Linked DNA regions of Homo sapiens: region 2 is linked to region 1. The links are chromatin contacts, found by Hi-C or POLR2A ChIA-PET in ENCODE. All regions are on one chromosome and are shown on one strand. The core of a region is the stretch at or near the end of the contact, and the rest is flanking DNA. Distances in the headings are between cores, read along the strand shown.

Region 1 (2,682 bases), core at 86-2,585:
CAGTCATTGTTAGATAAATAAAAAAAATCAAAAGAGATGTAGAAATAGAAGTTTGATGAGAGTTCAGAGGAAAAAGATTTCTTTTTCTTTTTTTCCTGAGGCGGAGTCTTACTCTGATTCCCAGGCTGGAGTGCAGTGGCACGATCTTGGCTCACTGCAACCTCTGTCTCCTTGGTTCAAGCGATTCCAGAGGAGAAAGATGTTAATGTTTGTTTTGTACCTAGAACCTCATCGCTGGATGGGATTGTAAAGATCTGTGACTATTTTACACATTTGTTCTTTTTTTTTTTTTTTTGAGACAGAGTCTTGGTCTGTTGCCCATGCTGGAGTGCAGTGGTGTGATTTCGGCTCACTGCAACCTCTGCCTCCTGGGTTCAAGTGATTCTCCTGCCTCAGCCTCCTGAGTAGCTGGGATTACAGGTGCACGCCACCAAGCCTGGCTAATTTTTGTATTTTTAGTAGAGACGAGGTTTCACTCTGTTGGTCAGGCTGGTCTCGAACTCTGACCTCAGGTGATCTACCTGCCTCGGCCTCCCAAAGTGCTTGGATTACAGGTGTGAGCCACTGCACCTGGCCTCCCATTTATTCTTAGCAGTAACAGTTGGTCCCTGAAATTAGGAAACTGACTCTATTGTGATCTTCCAAGAGCTACATTGTCCAGCCCCTGGGCCTGTACATCCTTATGGAGTGAAGACTGACAGTTTTCCCTTAGGTCAGTGGAGCTACAGTGGCGTGTTGGAGTCAGCTGCTCAGAATGATGATGCACTTTTCTTTCCAACTTTGGTTTCAATGACATCATGTTGGTAGCTTGAAACTGGCCATAGCAGGGGTATTTACACCACAGGAATAGGTAAACACTACATATTAAGGCTTTTCCCCTTGGAGATGCCTTGTTAAATATTTACCAACACTCCACTGCCTGTTACAACACAGCAAAAGCCCCTCTGAGAGAAGGCCAGAGAATGTACCTAACTCCTCCCAGGTTGTCCAGTGTTTCATTGTCCCTGGACTGAAGAGTCCCTCAGTGGCCTTTGCTGAGATATTTCAACACCCTAGTCTCTTAAACTGTAAACAAAGGAGAGTCATGAGTTATTTCTGGGTGAGTCAGTCCAATATTGCACAAGCATTTCTGGGGGTAGTAGAGGGGAGGCAAGAGGGAAACTGGGTAGGCTGGGGAGCTATCTAACTGCCCAAGACACTTGAATCCTAAACAAACGGGAACTAAATGAGAGGTGGGAGGGACATAGTCTTTTCTGACGGGAACTGTCTGTGACTCATTCTCTTTCAGGAGTCAGAAACTCCAAAACCTGTGGGAGTGGGGAGGGGCGAGCAGTGCGGTTTTTAGAGAGGTGTGGAGTTATTATAGGGACTCTTAAAATTCTTCTCCCTTGCTCAGTGTGGTGACTCATACCGGTAATCCCAGCACTTTGGAAGGCAGAGGCAGGAGGTTTGCTTGAGCCTAGAAGTTCAAGACCAGCCTGGGCAATGTAGCAAGACCCCAACTGTATAAAAAATAAAAATAATTAGCCAGACATAGTGGTGCATGCCTGTAGTCCCAGCTACTTGGGAAGCTTAAAAATCTACCTCCATTTAACCTGGTAGATTTGGGGATGTGTGTGGTGGGCTGAATAATGGTCTCCCAGTGATATCCCAATATGTGGAAACTGAATGTTACTTTATCTGGCAAAAACAACAAAAACCAAAACACAGGCAGGGCAAGGTGGCTCACACCTGCAATCCCAGTGAGACTCTGTCTCAAAGAAAAAAAAAAACAAAAAAACAAAACCCCAACAACTAGGGCTTTGCAAATGTGCAGGTGTGTAAGTTAAAGATCTTACTTTTAAAACAATTTTATTTTAGGGTGTGGTGGCTCACACCTGTAATCCCAGCACTTTGAGAGGCCGAGGTGGGCAGATCACCTGAGGCTGGGAGTTCGAGACCAGCCTGACCAGCATGGAGAAACCTTGTCTCTACTAAAAATACAACAAAGTTAGCCGGGTGTGGTGGCTCATGCCTGTAATCCCAGCTACTTGGAAGGCTGAGGCAGGAGAATCACTAGAACCCAGGAGGCGGAGGTTGTGGTGAGCCAGGATCGTGCCATAGCACTCCAGCCTGGGCAGCAAGAGCGAAACTCCGTCTCAAAAAAAAAAAAATTATTTTATTTTATTTTATTTTGAGATGGAGTCTTGCTTTGTAGCCCAGGCTGAAGTGCAGTGACATGATCTCGGCTCACTACGCCCAGCTTAATTTAAGGATCTTGATGCCGGGCACGATGGCTCACGCCTGTAATCCCAGCACTTTGGGAGGCCGAGGCAGGTGGATCACTTGAAGTCAGGAGTTCAAGACCAGCCTGGCCAACATGGTGAAACCCCACCTCTACTAAAAATTCAAAAATTAGCCGGGCATGGTGGCACATGCCTGTGGTCCCAGCTACTTAGGAGGCTGAGGCAGGAGAATCACTTGAGCCCGGGAGGCGGAGGATGCAGTGAGCCAAGACTGCGCCACTGCACTCCAGCCTGGGAAACAGAGCGAGACTCCATCTCAAAAAAAAAAAAATATCTTGAGATGGGGAGATGATTTTGGATGATCAGGGTGGGCCTTAAGTGTTATCACATGTATCTTCCTAAGAGGGAGGCAGAGGAAGGCTTGTCTACACACACCAGAGAATTTCTGCCACAGAGA
Region 2 (2,682 bases), core at 137-2,636, 410 kb before region 1:
CTGTATTGGTGCATATGATCAAAAGATTCTCCAATACATATGGCTAGAAGAACACTGCTGGATCAAAGGTTATGCCTAATTTTGACTTTAGCTAAGCTATTTTGACTTTTGACTATAGCGTCAAATTATTTTTCCAAAGATCTTCTTCCAGTTCACAGTCTAATTTCCTATTTCTTGGCAGAAATGTTGAAAACTACCTTGGAGAATGTTATTCCTAGATTTTTTGAGCTTAATCTCTGAATTTCATTTACCTTAGTGGCCCGTCAAGCTGTCTCCAACATTTCAGAAGCCACATTAATGTGAGAAAACTATGAGAATTATATCCAATTTGTTTCTTTCTTTACTAGAAATTAAGCTATCTACTCTTGCAATGGAATACTTTGAAGAAATGATGGCAAGTAGCCTAAATCGCTCTTTTTCTTCAATACTTAAGAATGTAACTAAAAATTCATACCAACTGGCCGGGCGCAGTGGCTCATGCCTGTAATCCCAGCACTTTGGGAGGCTGAGGTGAGCGGATCATAAAGTCAAGAAATTGAGACCACTCTGGCCAACATGGTGAAACCCTGTCTCTACTAAAAATACAAAAATTAGATGGGCGTGGTGACGCGTGCCTGTAGTCCCAGCTACTCAGGAGGCTGAGGAAGGAGAAGCATTTGAACCTGGGAAGCAGAGGTTGCAGTGAGCCGAGATCGCGCCACTGCATTCCAGCCCGGCGACACAGCAAGACTCTGTCTCAAAAAGAAAAAAAAGAAAAAAAAATTCACACCAATTATCCAGTTGATTTTTAAGTGCAAAATGCAAGAATTCCCAATATTAGGTCACAAGGACAGGTTTTGCCTATTTTCAATGCTAATACATAATTAAACTTCCATCTATGTTTTAAGATTGTTTTTCTCAACCAAGTCTGATGAATTATATAATTTGTGATGTACCTGTTGACAAATCATGCTTCTTTTACATAATTAAAGTAAATGAAACAGTATGCATCACTTATTAGCTGGGTGTTTAAAAAATCTTACAGTCAATTTTTATAACATATAACATGCAAAAATGACAAAATGTGGTGCTTTTTTTTAAGAAATTTCTACAGGATGGGGAGGGGTAAGAGATTGCACACTTTCGGAAGGAAACAGCAGGTGCAAACTTTTGCAAAGCACCTCTCTGCACTACACACCCTCCTCCCCTCTCCACCTCATGTGACCATGGACAAATCAGACACATTGGGAAAGACACACCCTAATCTGTTTCCATGGCCCTATGAGAAGCACAGATTTGGAAATACAATTCCCAGCAAGCCCAGGCATTTTAATGAGCCATGGCCAACTGGAGTGACAGAATCCTTCAGCCATGTCAAATGCCACCACAGCTGGCCCAGGGCAAAAGAAAGTGCCTCCTCCCTGGGACACCACCCTGTGTCCCAACCACATGAGATAAAAATGCAGAGTGCATTTCCCAGCTTCCCTCAGGACCCAGGAGAAATGCAGGCTAAATGCAGAGCAGGGAGCCTTGGCATCTCAGGCCAAGTTGGAATGCCGAACCATTCAAGGAACACCAGCCAAGGCAGGAAATGGGCAGGGAAGGGGCTAAGAGCAAACCTAATCAGTCCAGCAACCTTGCAAATGACATTTGGAAGTGCAAAGTCGTTCTGAGTTCCAGAACAAGAAATATCTTTAGATGTTGAAATGGCTTTTGCCAAATGCCAACCTGCTGAATTTGTTTTTCTTTTGGTTCATTAAAAAAGAATAACCATTTGTGCATTTATGAAAAGAAATATTACCTTCCCAGGGTCTACAGGCAACTACCTGGAATTTGGCGTAGTCTCTCCTTGTGAGCTGTTTTTTTTTCTTTATATCAGCAAATATTGATTGACTATGGTGTGTCAAGGCAACGGAGAAACAGTCCCTACTCTCAAAGAGCTTCTAGTGTGGTGCGTGGACAGAATGAAATGCAGACGATTACGATGCAACATGGCCTGCGGCTCATTCTACAGAAGTGGTGACCACCACGCTACAAAAGCAAGCCGAAGGAAGTGGGAGGAAGTTCCAGGTACAAAGTTTCTGCATACAAAGAGGCACGAGGAGGTGGCAGAATCAGTGCCAGGCTCTGCTAAAAGCACTGGGCATATATGAACCTATTTTATCCTCAACAACCCATGCAGGTGCTGCTACCATCTTCACTTTACAAATGAAGAAACTGAGGTACAGGAAGGTTGATTGACTTCCCCAAGATCCCCCAGCCAGGAATTGGCTGAAAGTAGTTCAAAATGGTTGGAGCATATTAGGGGTCTGAGAGGGTGAGGGGAATGAGGGGGAAACAGGTTGTCAAGACATATAAAATCAGGAAGAAGCCAAATTGTGAAGGTCCACACATATCATGTTGGGAATTTGCAAGCATGTAAGCAACCCCTGAAGAAGTTCAAGGGGGTAATGCTAGGAGCTGAGGTGGGCTCTAGAAAGCTTACGCCATGTATCTTGTGGAAATTAGATTGAATGCAAGCAAGGTTAGTGGAGGGTGAGGGGACCAATCTAGTGAGAGGTAATGGTGGCCTGAACTAGAGGAGTAGCAGTGGGGGTGACAGGCATTTGGATAATTCCAGGGACCTTTGCTAAGTAGAATCAACTGGACAATAGCTGATGAAATGGGAGAGTTAAGGCGGGGCAGGGGTCGGGGTACGGAGGC

The links. A loop is a pair of places that touch in the nucleus more often than their neighbours do. ChIA-PET counts read pairs that join two places held with the same protein, here RNA polymerase II (POLR2A). Pooled maps may share reads with other maps.
Region 2: a loop to region 1 is called in a map of gastrocnemius medialis, with 6 times the contacts of the local background. The contact joins two enhancer-like sites. A Hi-C loop is called at or near these places in 1 of 168 maps with a recorded cell type or tissue (gastrocnemius medialis) and 1 of 50 pooled maps. POLR2A ChIA-PET finds 5 or more read pairs at or near these places in 2 of 52 experiments (Caco-2 and H1).

What each region holds. Positions count from the first base shown.
Region 1 is chr15:92,802,549-92,805,230 of GRCh38, reverse strand. No RefSeq gene overlaps it. Among named protein-coding and RNA genes, the nearest start is that of CHASERR, 79 kb to the left of the region's middle. RefSeq lists an enhancer at 740-789. Within about 2 kb of position 1,335, at least 34 of the 41 ENCODE cell types and tissues checked have a DNase peak (open chromatin) inside an H3K27ac peak, as active enhancers do; they include gastrocnemius medialis, where a contact is called at or near this core.
Region 2 is chr15:93,216,206-93,218,887 of GRCh38, reverse strand. The region is part of intron 1 of LOC105370982 (a long non-coding RNA gene); the gene reads right to left. Among named protein-coding and RNA genes, the nearest start is that of RGMA, 130 kb to the right of the region's middle. Within about 2 kb of position 1,386, at least 4 of the 41 ENCODE cell types and tissues checked have a DNase peak (open chromatin) inside an H3K27ac peak, as active enhancers do; they include gastrocnemius medialis, where a contact is called at or near this core.